Regions from separate parts of the Homo sapiens genome. Here region 1 is linked to region 2. Evidence: chromatin contacts called from ENCODE Hi-C data. All regions are on one chromosome and are shown on one strand. Each heading gives the region's core, a stretch centred on a gene start or an enhancer-like site at or near the end of the contact. The rest is flanking DNA. Distances are from core to core; before and after follow the strand shown.

Evidence for each region. A loop is a pair of places that touch in the nucleus more often than their neighbours do. Pooled maps may share reads with other maps.
Region 1: a loop to region 2 is called in a pooled map, with 6 times the contacts of the local background. The contact joins the enhancer-like site here to the promoter of LINC02397 in region 2. A Hi-C loop is called at or near these places in 2 of 37 single-sample maps with no recorded cell type and 2 of 50 pooled maps.

What each region holds. Positions count from the first base shown.
Region 1 is chr12:94,815,860-94,820,396 of GRCh38, forward strand. No RefSeq gene overlaps it. Among named protein-coding and RNA genes, the nearest start is that of MIR492, 16 kb to the right of the region's middle. RefSeq lists enhancers at 1-591, 112-201, 2,182-2,701. Within about 2 kb of position 2,337, at least 3 of the 41 ENCODE cell types and tissues checked have a DNase peak (open chromatin) inside an H3K27ac peak, as active enhancers do.
Region 2 is chr12:92,465,429-92,467,928 of GRCh38, forward strand. LINC02397 (long intergenic non-protein coding RNA 2397) reads left to right here and starts at 1,251. Exons shown (of 2, transcript NR_144532.1): 1 at 1,251-1,574. RefSeq lists a silencer at 885-1,179 and enhancers at 892-1,399, 1,156-1,305, 1,506-1,595, 2,376-2,435.

The DNA of each region.
Region 1 (4,537 bases), core at 1,087-3,586, 2.4 Mb after region 2:
GAATCACTTGAACCCAGGAGGTGAAAGTTGCAGTGAGCCGAGATCACGTCACTGCACTCCAGCTTGGGCAACAGAGCGAGACTCTGTCTCAAAAAGAAAACAAACAAACAAACAAACAAGAATAACCCAGTCCTCAGTGTCAAATGAGTTCCATCACAGCCAAGCACACTGCCAGCCTTTCTCTTTCCCTCACGAGAGAACTCTCCTGCGCTCAGCTTTCCTCTCTTCATTTGCATTACAAAAAGCACACCTGACCCTGTTGAAAAGGGCATTTAAGGAGATCATCAAAGGGGCCTGTGGTGCTCCTTTCACAGCACATGATCTCTCTCCCTGATAAGCCCTCTCCCCAGCCTTAAGAAACCCACATTCGGGAGCAACATTACGCTACCAGCTGCAGCTGAGGGCTCTGGGTGAAATCGAGCCAGGGCTGGGGAACAACTCAAAAGTCATCTGAGAGGTGTGACACCTCCCTGGCGTCCAGACCCACGGCAGGCAGCCTACAGACTTTTTCTCTTTGACTTTTTAAAGTAAGATTTATGAAACCACTTTTCCTATCACGGCATAAGAAATGATAACTGCTTGAAGGATTATACCTCTTTGCCATTTGATGACATCTCTGTAAGTACAGGGAACTATGGGCTCTGTCATCTTTGCATCCCTAAAATCAAATTCAGAAACTGGCCCCCAAAAAGGCTGTTGAATAAATACATAAGTAAATTCCATTTTTATACTATCTACTGATGTCTAAAAATTCCAAATTAGAAGTTAAAAATCCTATGATAGATATCTAAAGGAGAACAAAGTAATCCAAAATTAATTATATATTACATGCTACCTAGGATTTTATGAAACTGAGCTCAATCTCAAAATTAAAGAACTGTACTATAGGCTGGGAGCAGTGGCTCACGCCTATAACCCCAGCACTTTGGGAGGCCAAGGCAGGCAAATCACTTGAGGCCAGGAGTTCAAGACCAGCCTGGCCAACATAGTGAAAACCCATCTCTGCTAAAAATACAAAGATTAGCCGGGTGTGGTGGCTGGGGCCTGGAACCCCACCTACTTAGGAGGCTGAGGCACAAGAATTGCTTGAACCTGGGAGGCGGGCCATGAGCCTAGATCGCACCACTGCACTCCAGCTTGGATCACAGAGCGAGACTGTCTCAAAAAAAAAAAAAAAAAAAAAAAAAAAAGAAAGAACTTACTGTAAAATCTGCTTTGCTTTGTTACTCACTCTTATGAATACAGAGCCAATCACTGGTTCTAGCCTCACTATTATGCTATATTAAGGGAGGAGACCACCCCTCATATTGTCTTACACCCAATTTCTGCCTCCAAATAAAGAAGTAAAAACTAAAAGGCAGAAATGAAATCCACAGGCAGACAGCCCAGCGCTGAGCCCTGGGCCTGGTAGTTAAAGATCGACCCCTAACCTAAGCGGTTATGTCATCTATAGATTCCAGACATTATATGGAAAAGCATTGTGAAAATCCCTGTCCTGTTCCGTTCTGATTACCAGTGCATGCAGCCCCCAGTCACGTACTCCCAGCTTGCTCAATCGATCACGATCCTCTCACGCGGACCCCCTTAGAGTTGTAAGCCCTTAAAAGGGACAGGAATTGCTCACTTGGGGAGCTCAGTTGTTGGAGACGTGAGTCTTGCCGACGCTCCCAGCCGAATAAAGCCCTTCCTTAACTCGGTGTCTGAGGGGTTTTGTCTGCAGCTCGTCCTGCTACAATATTACTGTATATATGTAAAATATGCTATATTACTATATTTTCTCATTTATAAAGTGGGAGTAAAAATAACAGCTACCTCATTGCATTTTTGTGAGGATTAAATTAGTTAACACATGTATAATAGTTATGGGACATAGTGACCACTTAAGAAATGTTAGCTAGTATTATTGTTGTTGTTACCAGGCACTGTTCTGGCTAACATTCTATTAGACCAAGTTAAATATTAGTTCATTTAGTTAATCTGCCCAGAAAAGTATTAATAGAAGCAAGTTGCCCATATAACCTGTCCCCTTGACAACAAAATTTGCCTTCTGAAAGCCATTAATGGATTCTCAAGGTACAAGAATTGCCTATGAATTGTTTACTTTTTAGAATATGATTTCCCCTTGAGGCAGAATATATATTTAACAGGTCCTAAATGTATACCAGAAAGAACTGAATCGCCAGCTTCACTAACAGGTTTCTCTAAAAAGAAAATCAGACAGCAATTTTACCTTCTGTTCAGGCCAGATGATGTTCCTAATCCTGCAAGGTCTGGGGTACTTTCATCTGATAAGAGCCCATGAGCTTCTGAGAGCTTCAAATGACTACTACTTAGGTTAAAAATAAGCACCGAGAAACAAAAACTGAGAAACAAAAGCAGAAGTATTTCTAAAATTGCTCTCTTCGCACTGTCTCGCTGCGGGTACTTTCCTGTCTCTCAGATCACTGACCTTCAGTCCAGCAATTTCCAGTGTCCTGCAGGCTGCTGATCCCAAGATGCTCAGCCACACAAAGGTGTTGCGGCCAAGTAAGGTTGGGGAACCCATACTATACTCCCTTTTGCCACAATACCTTTTTAACCAGACTCCTTTTGTGATAGTAGGTAGCTAGTTAGACCTGAGCAGGGCAGAAGAGGGCTCCCCTGCCCCACTCCAGGAGTGTCAGGCAACCACTGAGGTCAGGCAGTTGTTAACTGTCTCTCTAAAATAATAATTGGGCCGGGCACGGTGGCTCACACCTGTAATCCCAGCACTTTGGGAGGCTGAGGCAGGCGGATCTCTTGAGGTCTGGAGTTTGAGACCAGCTTGGCCAACACAGTGAAACCCCATCTCTAATAAAAATACAAAAATTGGCAGGGCATGGTTGCGGGCACCTGTAATCCCAGCTTCCCCGGGAGCCTGAGGCAGGAGAATCGCTTGAACCTGGGAGGCGGAGGTTGCAGTGAGCCGAGATCGCACCACTGCACTCCAGCCTAGGCTACAGAGCGAGAATCTAAATAAAAGAATAAAATAAAATAAAATAATAATTGGTCACAGCCAGCACCAGAGAAAGGCAGTCTCCCAATAGATAGAAACACCTGAAGCTGGGAATCAGCAGTTTCCTGATAAGATCTCAGGAGTTGGGCCAGTGGGCTCAAGCAAAAAAGAGGCAAAATGGCAAAGTTTAACTGGTATATGACCTTCTAGGAACATTCAACTGGTAAGAGAAGAATGCCTCGAGTGAGCATGCGTACAACTCCAGTAAACATACCGTGCATGCATCACTCCTAAGTGCTGGCAGCCACTGCGGATGCGGAGAGCCCACCCAAGGGAAGAATCAGGAGACAAGGGACACAAGCTCCTGGAAATATGACAACATATAAAATCCCAAGTCAATGGGGAATCCATGCACTTGATCTCTCCAGTCACCCCCTTGGCCCTCTTCCAAGTTCACTTCCTTTCATTCCTGCTGTAAAGCTTTTGAATAAACTTTCATTCCTCTAAAACTTGCCTTGGTCTCTGTGTCAAATATTTTCTTCTGAAGAGGGAAGAATTGAGGTTGCTGCAGACCTGTATGGACTCACCACTGCTAACACCTTTTTCAAGGAATATCTACTAGAATCTAGGTGTTGGAAATGCTGAAATAGTCTAAACTAACCAATTATTTCCACCTTAAAATGACTGTAGGCTCATTCACCTGGCCTGGCAAAGTCAGCACTTACTTAAAAGCAGATGGGAGAGAATGTTGACCCTATACATACCCACAGTCCCTGATCAACATACATTTTCATGAAGAGGTATATCTTGGATCAAGTCAAAAAGAAACTATCCCCGGATCCATCTGAGGTGTGTCCCATACTCAGGGAACACACCAAAAAATTCAGGAATGGCTCACAGGGAAGCATGATTTCAGAAGATCGGGAGCATAAGAAAAAGGAAGATGATGACACTATAAGAGAAATCCTATCAACAAAAGGAATATAATTCTCCTCCTGTTTTTTTTAAGTCAAGGAGAAGAATGCTGGTGCATTACAATCTAATTGGAACATGTCCAAAGTGATGGGAGAAATCCACTGACACCAGATTAAAGGAGTCCTGAGCAGAGAGGAAGCTGGATGGTGGCAGGGTCCTCGAAAAACTATCTCCAAAGACTCCAATCTCTAGAGCATTATCTTAGTTCTATGACTGGAAATTTTTTCCAGAATCCTCAATATCTATCTGTAATGTAAGGCTCCTTTTTGCTAGCACCAGAAGCTTACATAAAATTAGGCACTTGGGGAAGCATCTTGACCCCCTCATCAGGCCACCCAACCATAACTGCCCCAATGGCCAACAGGTGGGGATTATGGGAACTATAATTCAAGATAAGATTTGGGTGGGGACACAGTCGAACCATATCAATGGAGGAATACATGGATATACATGCAGAAATCTGGGTGGCTTTAATTCCTTCCATGAGGTCTTACAATCCTACCATCACTATAAACTAGCCAAAATTAAAATATATCTGGGCAGACAGGAGACCCAGATGGGTAGGAACTAAATATACAAACATTTCTC
Region 2 (2,500 bases), core at 1-2,500:
TTTTTTCTCTGTATTCCAGACTCCTGGCATTTAATCTATTGGGTGGGAATAAATGACGTAAATTGTACTCATATTTGCAAAAAGCCCAAAAAAGATGTTAAGGCTGTTAACAACAGACGTCTACGCTACAGTTGAAATGGGCTAGGTGAATTGAGACAGAATTCTATGAACATTTTATGAAGCTTTCCTTAAATTTCTAATTGAAAATTGCTACTGTTTGTGTTACTGTTGATTCATTTCATTTAAGTCTTGGTCTTGTAGATTCTATTGATACCCCATTCTTGGGGATGAAAAACAATGTTAAATGCGCACATTTGTTAGGAAAATGGGCTGGGTGGGAGACGGAAGGCTTTGGCCGCCATCCTAGGGCATTCCTGTGCATTGCGATGGTCAGCATTTCTGTATCTAAACATCGAAAAAGTACAATAAAAATACAGTATTATAATCTGGGACCACTATCATACACGCAGTCTTTCTTGACCAAAACATCCTTATGCCGTGCGTGGCTGTGCTGAGAAGGAGGAGCACTCGTCCTCTCCAAGCACATCCAATTTGCCTCAGTCCTCATGACTCCCGCCCTGTTACCAGAACTGAGCTCATTTGTTATTGAAGTTGCTTTTCTTATACCCAGCCCAGTTTTCCATTGATGCTTCCGCTTATTCTATGTAGGTATTTTCATTTATCACACAATATCCCTAGTCTAAGACTTCATTTGAGGAAAGAAAAAAAAAAAAACCTCTGCTGCTAAAAATAATTTGAAAACTCCTAGACAATAGGACCTTTCAAATCCCTTACAATTCTAACAACCAGTGAATTCATGCTTCACAGCCATTCAGATCTATACGTATGAAATACAAGACATATGTGTTCAACTTTCCTTCATCGCCTCCTTTAAACTTTCTTTTTTCTTTTTTGAGTCAGTCCCTGCAGGAACAGACCAAGTGAGCCCATTAAGAGAACAGTTCATTCCCACCTGCTACCTCGAGCCAGCCAACAATCTCAGCCTCACCACTCCATTCTTGATTATGTAGAACCATTCCAATCCTGAGTGACAGGATTTGCAAAGACAGCTGTTGGGCTCCACAAACATTTGGAGGAGGGGAAAATGTGAGGTTGGTTGCTACATTCTCCTACTTCTTTTTACTGAAAGGAACAGCTGCGATCTTCACATGTAAGATGAAGTAAACAAAAGCTGACAATGCCCAGCACCATTCAGCAGTAAGCATTCAAATGGATTTTTCCTCACCGCGTTTGCAGGCCCGGCACAGTCTCAGTTCCCCACAGCACAGAGAGGAAGCAAGGTCTTTGCATGCCCTGTTCACTTGGCCAAACATTGCCCTAGATGTGCAATTCAACCCATATAAAGCAAGCGTAATTCAAGAGCCCTGACTCTTTCACCATTTCATGATGGCTTATTACTCGCACACGGCATTGTCAGGTTCCAGCAACTCTGTGTGCAGCAGGCAGAAATGCAGTGTTTATCTCTGACAGGCAAACATTCTTAGGCTCATCGGCATGAGTATCCACGCTGAACTGGCTATCGGGGAAGTAGATCCCTGCATGGGAAAGTCAAGGTATGTTTAGAGGGACTCGATGATTCAACCCCATTGGCTGGTTCATTCCTTTTGTTTCCTCTGCCTTTTTATTTGCTTACACAGAAAACAGAGCATTCATTTATTTCTTTTCCCTCTCTCATCTCTATTAACCACTAGGGCCATCTGCCCATCTGAAACTGTCTTTGGCTGCATGGTTGTGAATCCAGGTGACAGTGAAAATGAAGAAGTGGTGATTGTCCCTGCATGTTTTCTCTGAAGGGTTAACTAAAAAAAAAAAAAAAAAAAGCCTTTGTGTCTGTTTCGAGTTCTCCAGTTGAAATACTGTACTCATTGAACTGCAAGAAATAAAACCTGCAAGTAGGCACTGTGCTAATGTAATAGAAATGTGTTAGACAGGGGCACTATTTCTTAAATATGCTTGAATTAAGCAAGTTCTTTTAAAAAGTGGGTGGGACTTTTGATGTTTTACATAGTTATATTTTCAATTTCTTGTGCTCAGTTTAAAACTCAAGATTCTTTGTTTCTGTGTGTGTCATTAGGGCAGGTGTTGGATGACAAGTAAATGCACTGAAAAATGAAAAAAAAAGATTTGTGCCCTAACCTCCATGAATTTGGTGACTTAATATATCCATACAGATCTGACTTTTAATCAAAGGTGCTCACAGGTGGGGTAAGGGATAAGGAGGAATTTGTCTACAGGATCCTTTTATCCTAAGTTGCCTTACAACATCCAATTGTGTTACCGTTTTTTTTTTTTTTTTTACAAACCCATTGCTAGGCTAAGAAGTATTGATTCCATCTAGTTAAACATGTCGAGTGAGAGGAAGTGATCAATGGATTACTTCTTCAAAACATTTATCCCCCCTAGTGGAATCCTCTGATTTTTATAACATTAAAGAGCCAGGTATAGGAGTTGGGAGAAGAATTTAAAATTTGAAATGTCT